Regions from separate parts of the Mus musculus genome. Here region 1 is linked to region 2. Evidence: chromatin loops called from intact Hi-C (ENCODE). Cell type or tissue: gastrocnemius. All regions are shown on one strand. Each heading gives the region's core, and the rest is flanking DNA. Links, peaks and the distances in the headings are about the cores only.

Region 1 (6,925 bases), core at 1,803-4,302, 210 kb after region 2:
GTCTCTGCTGTTCAGAAAACTGCTTCCTTACACACACAAAAGACATAATTCCTAAGGTGGGAAGGATATAAACATGAACTTTGAAGCAGTGTGTCCTTCCTGGGGCTGCGTGTGCTCTGTACCTGTTCTCGCCATTTGTGAGGTAATGATGAAGCAGTGCTGATTTGAACACATTACCTGTACACATGCGCAGGGCTGCCTGCTGACACTCACTGTTGTGATAATTAAATGAGATGGTGTATATATAGGGTCTGGCACGGCAGAGATGAGTATGTCTACTCAATCCACTGAGATGTACTGAGCGCTCAGTGGGTGTCACTATTCTGGGCACCGCGAAGTGTAGCAAAGAACACAAACAAAGCCTCACTTATTCAGTTTGCCGGCTCTATAAATGGCAAACAGACAAAATAGGTTCATGGAAGCTAACAGAGGACTGATCTGATTTTATTTTGCTTTTTCCTTCCAGAAAGTATAATTGAGAGGAACAGGGTGAAGGAAATGCAAATGCGAAAGGGAAGCAGTAGGTACGCTGACGAATCTTGCCACCCCATCTCCCATTCCCTGTCCTAATGCATGACCCAGCGACCTCTCGGGACTCCAGAGCCCATGCTCTCCAAGTCAGACTGTAAGACCCCACCCTAGGGCCATCCTGCTCCTTCAGAGAAGGTACCGCTCTTGCCTTCCAGTTTAACTGATTCAAAGATGAGATCAACAACTCTTCGTTGTCTCTCTCCCGTGTCTTCACCATGCTTTGAGCATCCCTTAGTCTCACCCACACCTCAGACATGGTCCCCTCCATTCAACTCCCTTCAGTTAAAACCTTTATATGTGCCATTTATTTCCTGCCAGGATCCTGACTATTGTGAGGGAGGAAAGACACTGAAAAAATATTTCAAATCAGCCCTGCCAAGAAGAAAGGGGGGAAAGATTGAGATAATAAAATGTTTTAATCATGAAAACATTTTAAACTAATGTTAGAATACTGGGCCATGTCTTGAAAGGCTGAATGGTAAGAAGGCGCGATAACCCAGAGTCCCGTAGGTGGTGTCCATGAATAGCCACAGTGTTGTTCAGGCTCATGGCCCGCCGCAGCTTGCTTGACCCTCAGCTCCAAGGGACTGTCCACACAGCTACAGCAATGACAGGCATGTGAACAGAAGGGGGCAGTTAACATTCCTTCTCCATTGATGGCAGTTAGCCCCTGAACCAGATATTCAAAATACTGCTAAGATGAAGATCTTACTTATATAGCTAACATGAACACCACAGGACTAATATTTTTCAAAAAGCCCCATTCTCCAGCACTTGGTTCTGGACCAGCACTGTGCTAAACACAACCTGGCTCGTCTCCTTTATTCTTAATCACAGCCCATAGCTGGAAGGCATTGCTGTTCCCATTTTACAGATAGGGAAGATAAGGCCTCAAAGATGCAAAATAACCTGCCTCGGGCACAAGGCTGCTAGCTAGTGGAGCTCAGTTTTCCTAAATTCCCCTCCCTAGGTGGGAGTGTCGGTGGCTTTTTCCTTCGTCCCTCTCCGTCTGTCCGCAGACACTCTACAGTTAAACAGCAGAGTAAGTAAGGAAATGGTTCCGACTCCAGAAAGGCCAAGAAAGGCATCACTGATCTCAATTATCTTGATCCCGCGACTGCGTAATTATTTATCAAAGGGAGGTTCTGACTAATTCTTTCCTCTCCAGCCAGGCTGATTAGTGGAAAGCATAATCTGCAGCAGAGGGTGGGAGCCCAGTGGAAGGAGAGAATTGGAGGAGAGAGGGAGAAAGATGGAAGAGAGCACTCGCCTCTCAACAGACCCTGGAGACTGATAAGAGCTCGCATGGATAAAATATTTATTTTTCCATATGTTGCAGAAAGCACTTCTGCCACTGTATGTGTGCAATATGTGCGAAGGAGTGTGAACTGTATACATCCAACACCACCGATCTGCCTTGTTCCCGTGCATTTAACAGGCTTAATACCTAACAGCGCATCCATATGTTTTAATGCATATTTCTCTGCAAAAACAATATGGTCTAGTTTGGGACGAGCCAGCAGCCTCCACAGCCTCACTCACTGCTATGTTTCAGCCCTCAACTTACTGCCGGGGCCAGCACAGGGAGAGTTAAAGACCAGAAGGTTCTGCCGGCCAGCTCAGCTGCCCTTCACCTTAAACGCCTTCCTGGTTCTTAAAGCAGCCTTTTTCTCATAACAAAAATGTTCACAGTGGGGAGATGAAAATGTTTTTGTTCTTTGGACAATTGGGACATGTTCAGTCAGAATGTCAGAACTGACCGTTGAAAGGCGGGTGCCTGCGGCCACACTTCTCTCTCTCTCTCTCTCTCTCTCTCTCTCTCTCTCTCTCTCTCTCTCTCTCTTTGAATGCAGAGCTGCACCAGTGTGGCGGGAGGAAGTGCACAATGATTGGCCTGTTTTTCTGTAGAAGTGTTCAGGGTACACCCAGTTTTGCTTTGCATATATTTGCGAAACATCTGCCCTTTTCTTGTTCTGAAGTCTCTCTCCCTCACGGCCCCTTTCTCCTCTCCCCCGGGTTTTTTCTTTGTTGTTGTTGTTGGCTTCTCTGACTTCTACGTAGAAGTTTTCATTTTCTGGTTGAGGGACAACCTCATCAGAGTGTATAGTTGAGAGAGAGAGAGAGAGAGAGAGAGAGAGAGAGAGAGAGAGAGAGAGACAGAGAGAGAGAGAGACAGAGAGAGAGACAGAGAGAGAGAGAGACAGAGAGAGAGAGACAGAGAGAGAGACAGAGAGAGAGAGAGAGAGAGAGAGAGAGAGAGAATATGAATATGCACAGCAGGCGGGGAGAGAACAAACTTGAAAGAGACTGAGAGGCCAGGCCAGAGAGAGCTTGGCACACCAGCCTTTGGCATGGTGACCAGGAGGAAGGTTCTGGTAGTTTAGGCTCTAAAATACTGCCTGGAGTCAGCCAGTGTGCTGCTGCCCTCTACAGGCGCCAGGGGATAGTGCAAACTACTTAGACTTGTACAGACATGTCCTCAGATGTGCCATGTTTATACAATCCCCTTTATGCAACCAAAGAAGGCATTTTCAGTTAATTACAAGAGAGTTTGCTCTTTCCTCCTTAATAAACCACAAACTGAAAAAAAAATTGGTCATAGAACAGCACCTGTGCATGTCAGACAGACTGCTGTTTTGTGTTAACGCTTCTTGGCTTCAGAAAAAGGAATCCCAGAGAATTATAAAAGAGGTTGGAATGGGAGAGGAAGTGCTCCAACGGACAGTGTGCAGGGCTCTGGTCTGTGACGTTGGAGCACTGCCGTGGTAAGAGGAGAAGTGAACTGGCAGGAAGCAAGGAAGGGAAGGGGCCAGGCAGGTTGGGTTTGAATGTGTTCTACTCGCTGAGGTGGCTACAATGTCCCTGGGCCATGGACAGCCACCAAAGGTGGTCCTGGACATAGGTGGGGCACAGAAAATCAGGCATGCATCAAACTCTAATTCAGGACAAGAAGTAAGGGCATAAGCCGTGCAATTTCTCCAGAGTTAGACCTCATGGGTGGCTTGGCAGTACACTGGTGCAAGAGTGTGCTCTTAATTCCATGAACCACATGTCAAAAGCTAGCTGAGGCCTTGTCTGTAAACATAGAGACCATTTTTTTTTCTGCTACATAATGATGGCCATTGGTGTTTTGTCCCTATATTTAGGTGACTTACAAGGACCAGCCACTCTTACTAAAGACTCTTCTTGTAATCAATGAAAAAGCAACCAATCCAGGTTGATTCCCCTGCCGCATAAAATGAGGAAGCTTAATTGAGATTCAAACTAGGACTGGTCTCCAAGTATATTTAAATTTCAGCTCTATTTAATTCTGTCAGCAAACAGTTCGCAAGTGGCTGCTGTGTATATGGTTCACAGTATGGAATTATGGAATAGGCAGTAACCCCAGGAGGACAGGACCAAGATTGCTCAGCCTCTGTGGCACATCACAGCCACTTAGTCTCTGTACCGAGAGTGTGGATGGGGGAGTGGGGGAGGGGAGCAGAAAGGCGGAGTAAAGAAAGGGATGAACACCAGAAATGGGACAACTGCTAAGACACTCCCCTTCCACAGAAAGCCCATTCTCTCTGAGAGCCAATAGCACGGAACTGTTAGTGAAATAAAGAGTTAGTGAGTAAGGCAGGAATCCTGCAACCACTGAGGGATCTCAGAGTGATGCAGAGAGGAGCCATCCTGTCTGAAAGAGGGGAGTCACAGCAGTCTAGCATAGAGACGGCATTTAATAAGTGTGAAGGAAGGTTCCTCTCATTTCATCGGCAGAGATGAGAAAAGGCAGTTCAAAGCAAGGACAGTAATGAGTAAAGGTAAAGAGCCAAGAGTGTACATTCCAGACCCCTGGGAATGATAAACGCACACCAAGGCAGCCAATACACATGGCCCATGAGATAAGGTAGGGCAGATAAGGAACTGTCCTCAGATTCCAGGCTGCCACGGTGCTGCGGGATCGAGTGACTGGAAAGCAGCAGAGCTAGGGTCTTGGAGGAAGGAGAATAAGTCAGCAGCGCAGTAGGGAAAGCATTGAGGCTGCCGTCTGCAGAGGGAGCAGGCTGGTGAAGACAGCTGGGCAAGCTGGCCACGGGGCAAGAGAAAAGTGAGCAAGGGGCTTCCAGCCGATGGCAGGCCCCAGTGGCAGAAACAGGCCCCTCAGAGGAAACACTGCTTCTCCAGGGGAAACAGACAGTGGGAGGGGGCAGTTAGACAGGGAAGACTTTGATTTTTAATCCTTTCTGAATCTGAAAGACCAGAAGAGCAGATCCTTGGGGGTCCTGATAGGCACAGGATTTGAGGGTTAGCCCCAGACCCCCATCAGCAATGAATAAGGCACTGCGGCTTGTTTCTGTTATGTTGGCTTTCTCCACACTGAGAAATATATCTGAAAGCCCCCAACTCCATCCTCATCTTTACCACGCTGTCTCTGCCTCATGCCCTCTGAAGAAACAGATTTGATTTCACAACCTGTTGGACTAAAAACACAGCATACTAATCATAACACCATATTCTGCGAGGGCAGATTTGACTACCCAGTACAACACATTTCAATACGAAATATTCTGTATACAAGTCCAAAGCCATGCTCATAGAAACAAGAACATGGAAACACAGCAATTTACAACAGATTATGTACCACACATAATCTATCCAAAAAAAGGGGGGGGACCCATACTCTATGGTAGCATAGTGATAGAAAAAGACACAAAGCCACAGAAACTGGGGACATGTTCAAGAAGGATCTCATCCCTTTTGGGGTGTCCATGCGCTACATAAATGCCGATTTGCTAGTTATCATTGATTGTCATGGAGAAAAGGATCCTGGGCTGACTGATAGCTGAACTATTTCACATTCTGTTCCTCACTAAATCACACCACCACCATTCTACTCCCTATCAGCAATCTCTTCCTCAGAAGGCACATAAATACCAGTCATGCTCCTAAACTCTGGGAGCCTATACTAAACCAAAGAGCATGGAGAATCTTAAGGCTGGGATGGAGAGAGAGAGGGAAGGGTATGTGTGAGACACCATTCATCTTTGCCTCTTAGAACCTACACCATCTTAATCGCTTTTCACTTCCTACTTTACAGTCACCTCTGCCACTACCCCTTCCTCTGGACAGCCTGCAGATGGAGACTAGGATTTGAAATTCTGTGTTGCTTTCACATAAAACTAATAGTAACAGATTTAAAGCTAGAAGGAGCGTGTAGGGCCTTCTAATCCAAGCCCTTTATTTTGCAGATGAGGAAACTGAAGCCCAGAGAAGTGAAGTGAGGTGCCCAAAGCCACACAGCAAGTTGCAGGCACAGCTAGTTCCGTAGCTCAAGTCTCCTGACTCCCAGTCCAGTGTTCTTCCCATTACTCCACGGGTCCTGTCTCTAAGCTTCCTGACAAATGCTAGAACGGTAAACCTCCACTAGTATTTTTCCAGACCATGTTAAAAATCTAAGGGGGGAAAGGATGCTTTCTTGGATAATGTCAGCCATACGTAGCTCAAGCTGTCTAAAGTTCTGGGACAGGGTCTTTTTATACAGCCAACAGAGTCCAAATGTGGTGCTGTTTGCTTGGCCCATATGCTTTCGTGTGTTCCCAGTTAGGCCATTACTGGAGGGAAAAAAACAAGAATCAGCTTGTTTTAAAACAAGGGACATACTGGACTCCCTCCCATCCCCCTTCAGAAAAAAAAAATCAAGTTATCTTTAACAGATTCTAAAAATGCCTTTTCCCAAATATGCAGTCAGTTCCTTCAAAGGGCCCTTTGTTTATTCTCAGGAAGAAACCCAAGACAGCTGAAAACCAGAAGGCATCTGAGGAGAATGAGATTACTCAGCCGGGCGGATCCAGCGCCAAGCCGGCCCTTCCCTGCCTGAACTTTGAAGCTGTTTTGTCTCCAGCCCCAGCCCTCATCCACTCGACACATTCACTGACAAACTCTCACGCTCACACCGGGTCATCTGATTGTGAGTACCGCAGTGAGGTGATGGTGTCTTCCCAAAGCTTGGCGCCGTGCTTCCCCCCCACCCCCCCACCCCAGGGTTCTGGCTGTTTTGCATTCAGAGCAAGCTGTTTCCATTTGGTCTTCCAAAGTAGCCAAAAGTAGCATGCCACCATTTTGATCCAACCAGCATCTATATATTTTCAAAGCCAGAGAATATTTTAAAGCCAGGTAACCAGCCACTTGGCCTCCGATTGGTGATTAATTGCATGTGACCCTGTTCTCTTTTGAGACATTAACTCAAGAAAAGAAGTGATATGCCACTTCCTGGTGTTCTAGCTCTCGGTAACAGCACTTCGACCAACCGTTACTAAGTAGAATAACCAAATATGGACCTCAGAAGGCCAGTGAGACACAAGGAAACAGCCATTTCCAAATTACATAACCCAAGTCAGATTTGCATTAGTTA
Region 2 (6,925 bases), core at 1,412-3,911:
CCTTAGCACTCTACTGATCCACTTAGAATTTGTGCTCAAACAATAAGCAAGCAGTTTTCTAATGTCAGAGGTTTTTAAACCTAACTTCTATTAACCAAAAAAACAAAAACAAAAACAAAAACAAAACAAAACCAAAAAATAAAAACCCAACAACAACAAAACCCTTCTTACATTAGGAAAGCAAGCAGAAGAAGGGAACTGTGTTGGAGTCTATATTCCTACCTTGGTTTAAAGCTAATCCCAACAGTAATCATCACGTGTCTTTAGTAATGAACCCAACTGCTCACTCCCTGGTGCTTTTTTGTTTAATAAAAGTTTTACAGTGTAGGAGAGTATTATATCAGAAACATAGAATACACTGATTTGTAGTTAGGAGAGAAAGAAAAAGTGAGACCTAAGGTGGGTTTTACCTTTCTCCAACTTTGAATTATTTGTCATGGTCCTAATAGTCCACATCACTGGGATTCTGGTGTGTGGAGGGGATGCTGATTTGGGTCACAGAGTTAGATCAGTACTGTCATATTTCTGTTTGGCCTTTTCCTTAAGTAAATCATAAAAGTGTGGGCAGCACTGGGAGAGAAGGGTAACTGTACAAATATTAGTACTGAGTTTTTTTAAACTGGTGATGTATAGGTTTCCATTTAGTAGCCTCTTATTTCCCTTCCTTCTGACAGTATTTATCCAGCAGAACAGAGGGAGTCAGTTCATTAATGAACATAAATAAAAGTGCAATACATTAAGAACACTAGATCGTAAGTCCAAAGTGAGTTATTTCATGAAATGTGTGAGCAAATAATACCTGTGTCTGTTACCAATCGCCTTCATTGATTTTCTATTGCTGTGATAAAATCCATGACCAAAGGCATCTGGAGAAAGAGTTTATTTGTGCTTAGAGATCCCATCCAAACCCCTATAGGGAAACAGGGCTAACTGGAAGTGGGGCAAGGCTATAAACTCTCAACCCCACCCCAGTGATGGATTTCCTCCAGCCAGGCTGTACCTCTCAAATGTTCTAAATAACCTTTCCAAACAATGTCACCAGCAAGGACCCCAGTGTTCCAGTACACAAGCCTATGGAGACAGTTCTCATTTGAACCCTAACAACCCTTTGAGTCTAAATTCACCCTTCCTTACCTACTCTACAAAAATTGTGACTCTTTAAAGTATTCTCCTTTATCATTTCTCAGACTTGTGGCTAAGATCAAGTTAAGCATTTTCCTTTGTCCACTGGCCTGAAGGTACTTTGTCAGTTGAGAGTCCAGTAGACATACTACAGAGGGCTTCCTTCCTGGCTCTATCTACTCCATTGGCCGACTAATGCATTGTGCACAATTTCTCCAGAACCTGACTTCTTTCTTTTGCATAACTTTTCTAGTGTTTGTCAGTATGGAACATACTCCTATCTATTTGCTCCAGCTGAGGTACAGATAGCAACCCCACTACCTGATCTCTGCCCACTTCTCCTGGCACACACCATGCAGGCACACATACATGAGGTTCTATCCCATGGATATCTTTTACTGCCACTCAAAAATACAGGTACCAACAATTTCTGTTGAGAAAGCTCTCTGGCACATTTCTGGCATTCAGTAGACAATGCCTGTGCCTTGTTGAACAATGTCTGTATCCAAATCCTAAAAGATTTTACTTGTACCCAGCAAGGTCTGGATTGTTGTCTAAGAATACAAACAACTTTTCCTTGAACATGCTATGTGAGCTCTACAAGGAGTGGCTATTCCTTACATTTGCTGTTCTTTCATGTTTAGAGTTATCTTTAATTCTTCTAAGGTATTCTCCCCTTATTCTAGTCACCTATTAGTGTTAATAGTTCTTTACTGCAATGTGTTTTTTCTCTTCCGATGGAACCTGCTTCATACACTCCGAAGTAACATTAAAATGATCTGTGATGCTTAGGGTTGGAGGAAGTCCATATGTCCTCACAGGTCAGACTAAGATTGGACCTGGATATTAGATGAACAAAATGTTTTGAGAATTTAGTTAGCTAGAAAGGCAGCAAACGGTGATGCTATAAACACTGTCTGACCATATGACTTTACTGATCTACACTTTAAAGGATTTTACTCTAGTTCTCAGTGAATTTGTTATTAAAAAATAAAAATCTGGATTAATTTGTTGACCTTGGAAAATGTGTCAAAATCCAATATTATATAATGTGAATTTATAAATTATTAATGATAGCTATTATTTATTGAGAATTCAGTAATCTTCAGCAGTTAAATTTATTGGATCCATATAGCAATACAGATGTATACTTTGACTCTCTCTTGAAATAGAAAAAGAGATTGGCCTCACAGGTGATATATCTAGCAAATTTCAAACAAACAAACAAAAAATTTAACCTAGAACTTTCTGTGAGCCACAGCTTGTCAAAACCACTCCGCTTCCAAAAGCCAATCATAAGTTACCTTGGAAAACAAATAGGGTATTTTCAGTCTCTCAGTCAGAGATTTGGAGAAGAGCTACCACAAGAATCTGCAACATGTTTAGCAGCACACCCTGAGATACTGCCTGTACCATCAACCTGTTACTTAACCAGATATGGATAAACTAAGTGAACTCTGGAGATGAAATTCCCAGAACCTAAGTGTTAACAGAGTATCTAAAATGTAGCAGCCTTTATTCTGAGCTGAGTTGAAGGCAGATGAAATATTAACAGCAAGTTCTAGCAGCAGAAAATGAAATATGAGATCCTGTATCAGAAATTATTAGTAACCTGTTAAAAGAAATGCTGAAAAATGGCAGTTACCAAATTAAAACTGGGAAACAGAGCCCAAATGGGAAATTTCAAAAAGTTTGGAGGAAAATAAATGACAGATTGTCCTCTTGGCTCTTATTACTATGCCATCCTAAATCCTACTTGGCAATGGATGGTGGAGGTGAAATAAGAGCGGCATCCCTGCCAGCGTTGGTCCTCAGATTTGTAGTCCTAAGTGTCTGTGATGGTGTCTGGGGCTGACTGGAAACGTAGTTGGGAGTTGATAGCATTTGAGCTTTATCTAAATTGAAGAGCCTGGAGACTCTTATTATGAAAGGCTTCCTCTCATTTGTGAATTGGCCCCTTTGCTCCACTTTGGATGGCTGGCTTCCTCCATGCAGAGCTATACTAAATGTTCTACATGGGAAAGCTATTCTCCTTAAATGCCTTCAAATTTAAAGCATCTATCTGAATATGTTCATGTTTATGACTCAAAATATCTAACATCAAAAAGAAAGAGGGGGTACAAATAGAAAATGCCCAGCAGTAAATGAAGGAGATATTTTTCCTTCAGTAACTGAAAAAGAAAAATTATTTTATGCAGAGTTGTTGAGCATTTGATGCCAGAGGGGAGAAAAAGGGAAATGAGCTATAGAACCATAGAATCTTACTGTTGGCAGAAACAGCAGAGTTCATGCAGTCCTACCCTATCATTTTTCAATGAAGAAACTGAGACATGGGGAGTTAAGGGACTTGACTTGCCCAAGATACAGAGTTGTTTACTGACAGCCATGCCAAAAATATTTCCCAACTCCCCACACAGAACTCTGTATTTCAGCATGCTGCTACCACTCTCTGCTGAAAATTAACACCAATACAGCCCAAACACAGAGGAGTTCAGTGTCTGTGGAGACCAGGAGACGGATGATTTCAAGGTAGAAATCAGGATGGGAAAAGAACAGAGAAAGGATGACTGTCCGTTGTGACTCCTCACACAAGCTTTTCAAGCCATTTGCTGTGGGCTTACTGTCCCCTACCTCTCCACCAAATAGAATGAAGAAGAAAATAAACTTTTTGTAATATCTAAAGTTTGCATGTGTTCAAATCTGATTTGCCCAGGGAATTGTGCGTACATGCTGTGTCCGGATGTAGAGTGGTTTGTAGGTGGCACGCTTACTGTACCCTGCTATTTTCTTCAGCCTGATACAGTTTCTCTAACTCAGAAATGCTTCCCTGAAATCTCAAGTTAGTTTCAGGACAAGGATGGTTCCTATCCATGGCACACATCTAAGAATGACAAATAACTTTAAGATGTAAGAATTATCTTCTCTTAATCTTCATACAGAATTGAAATATTGTAGAACTTTAGCTCAGTTTCAAGATTTGGATGAAATAATTTCTGTTTTGTAACCATATGAGTAAGTGATAGTAAACCAGTCCAGATAACACAGTGAAAAGGACTCCATGGGCTCCCCTTGCAGGCCAGTCCAACAACCTTCTTCACAATAGAGCGACCAGAGATGAGAGCCTCGGCCACATGATGAAAAGTGCAGATGGAGGGCTTTGCATGAAAACCGATTATGTGCGAGAGGGCTCAGGAGAGGATCGGGGTGGAATTGGAAAGGAGCGGCCACTGAAACAGGAGAAGAAGATATGCTTGACCAGGTCTAGTAAAATATTCCCTGCCACAACCACTGTTCCATGAAGAGACTGAGCCAAGAGGCCTAAATAAACTAACCTGGGGGTCAGTGTTACCATTAATGTGGGAGGCATCATGGAGAGCACATCCGGACTTGTGTTACACAGTAATCACTGCTGGGTGTCAGCATTCATCAGCCAGATGGTCAGACCCACAATTAATCAATTAGGCTGGGACAATCAACTGGACTAAGTTTTCCCCTTTGGTAAAACAGCCTCATCATGTGGTCAAGGCCAATAGCACTTTTATCCTGTTGCTTTTGGAGTAGCTTCTAAAAATTCCCTCATTTTTTTTTTTCTTTTGGCCTCTGGTTACTAGACACTGTCAGGCTCCCAGTTCCTTTGATAACATGGATTCCCCAATCAAGGTTTTCACATAATAGATCATCAGCATCCCCCGTATTCACATTGTAACACTGAAAATCCCACATGAAAACAAGCTCTTCAAAGCAGCATGGTAAGCCCTACATCCAACTGATCTCCTGTAGTATTTCTTCTGGTTCTACTCAATCTGGTGGGACACCAATGGCAGAGCTTCTCTGACTGGGCACATAAGGGTGATAAGTGATGCTAGTGATAATAGTAGTTTCTGGTGTATTCGGCGTCAGACAGACATACCATGACAAAAATAGATAAACATCAACTCAGCCTTTATAACGCCAATTAGGATGATACGGTCACCCCCCTTTCAAAGAGAAGGAAACAGACTAGGAAATTCATTGAACATGTGATAGGATACTCTACTGACATGCTGTGGGACAGAAGCTACATAGCCTGTCATACATGTTTTCTTAACAGACACAACCTTGTGCCTCTGAGAGCTAAAAGCTAAGAATGTGTTCTAGATCTTGGCGGCTCCCCTTCAAACTTCAAGTTGTTCACTAGTGTTTTTCTTCTCTGGAGGCTCATTCTGCTTCCCATGCTACACAGCTCCAAACCACAGCCGGACTTTCCCCTTCCGTGTCGAGGGTTCCCAGTCTCCCGCTCAGGAGCCTTACCTACATTGGTATCTTTCTGTCTGTTTTAGGTAGTTTTCATCAGTTGATTTATAGCACAGCTTGCCTCTCCATCACTGATTTCTTTTTTTAACTTAGATTTTACCCCTCCTTTCTTTTGGCTTACCTCTGGCTGTATTATAGTGTACAGCACAGGAGTGATGCTTCGGAATCCTGGCGGTCACTGTCTAACAGAGTCCTGGATACTATACGTATTGGGTAGAACTAGACGCGATGCAGTGCTCCCTGTGTGCACCATTGAACTTGCTGTGTCTCTTTCCTCTCAGCTCTTTTCTACTGTCAGACTTGATGTAGACTTAATGATTTTGTGTCTACACAAAGGATGCAGTCATCCCAAATATCCATCCTTGATGTATCAGTTACTCTTACAACTACTTTATAGAGTATATTACTTCTCTATATAACGGCTATATTTGCTTTTTTGTTTTGCTACTTAGCAATTGGAAAACATATCAGAATGCTAAAACAATATAGTATGGAACTACCTGTTTTTACTTGAACTTACAGCACATGAATAAATAGGTGCTCATGTAGTAATAATAACCAGCATGCTTTAGCCTTCAGAGTCTGTTTTGTTCTTACGGCCGTTCTTTCTGCAGTTTTATATTCTTTACCCCAGGGCTAATGAGGCTCTTTCATTGTGACCTGCAGTATCCTGCATATTACACAGTTGAGTCCTGCCATCTAGGCTGGCTTTCTGCTTCATTTTGCTCCTGACCTGCCTCCCCCCCCCCCCAACCCCCAACACACACACACACCCCAATGCTATTCCAGGCCTGGCCTCTCATGACCAGAGACTGCTGACTCATCCTGGCCTGTGCCAAGCTGTGCAGTCGCTTAGTGATGTGGACAGGAGTCGAAGGACTAGAATGAGCTCACCGAACTCATTTCACTTGTTGCTTACGGTACAGTCCAGCATGAGCTGGAAATGTAGGAACCTCAGCCTCCCGAGCAGAAAGAGTAAGTAGATTACACACAACCCCATCGTCAAGTCCTCAACAAGCAGGGGACGGTGTTGGGTGGGGGCTTGCTTCTCATGGCTCTTGGCTATGGCTAGGGCATTCTGGGTCATCAGGAGTTTCCCTTTGTCCTCTTTTCTTCCTCTCCTCCACAGTTGCACCCTCTCCCCACCCCCACCCCCACCCCACACCCTCCCTGAACTTCCCTTCTGAAAATGTCCGGATGGTAGAGCAATGATCTGGGCAGAAATGAAATTTTGTTAATAAGCAGCCTCCGCACGAAACCCTGGAACACAGACTCTGTGAAACTGCTTAGAGTAGCCTGTATCCTGGGAACTCACGTGAACTTCCCAACAGAATTCAAGGACATGAGAAAAGCTTCCCTACCTCCCTTCTTGAGTCTCTTTTCTTTCTGTTTTAAGAGAGGTAGTTTCAGGAGACATGGCTGCATTCTGGTGTGGTGCAAAGTTTTCCGTCGGGAGACAATAATGTACATTCCTCTGGCAGGATGGGATAGTTTTTTTTTTTTTGTTTTT

Evidence for each region. A loop is a pair of places that touch in the nucleus more often than their neighbours do. Peaks named below come from ENCODE experiments on the same cell type or tissue, not always from the same donor. Only the 100,000 strongest peaks of a DNase experiment are listed, where the experiment ranks them.
Region 1: it touches region 2 in a loop (2.4-fold over the local background); 5 of 42 quality-filtered maps call a loop at or near these places.

What each region holds. Positions count from the first base shown.
Region 1 is chr16:43,571,268-43,578,192 of GRCm38, forward strand. Zbtb20 (zinc finger and BTB domain containing 20) reads left to right here. Exons shown (of 11, transcript NM_001285805.1): 7 at 467-524; 8 at 5,763-5,926; 9 at 6,294-6,481. The coding sequence starts at 5,916. Among named protein-coding and RNA genes, the nearest start is that of Mir568, 66 kb to the right of the region's middle. In gastrocnemius, for the core only: a CTCF peak has its summit at 2,962 (motif pointing left); DNase peaks (open chromatin) are centred at 2,396, 2,924, 3,354 and 4,000; H3K4me3 peaks cover 789 bases; H3K27ac peaks cover 2,500 bases.
Region 2 is chr16:43,356,787-43,363,711 of GRCm38, forward strand. The region is part of intron 4 of Zbtb20 (zinc finger and BTB domain containing 20); the gene reads left to right. It overlaps Gm9968 (predicted gene 9968), which reads right to left and starts at 6,880. Exons shown (of 2, transcript NR_167988.1): 1 at 6,777-6,880. In gastrocnemius, for the core only: no CTCF peak of the experiment used is centred there; a DNase peak (open chromatin) is centred at 2,941; H3K4me3 peaks cover 234 bases; H3K27ac peaks cover 1,651 bases.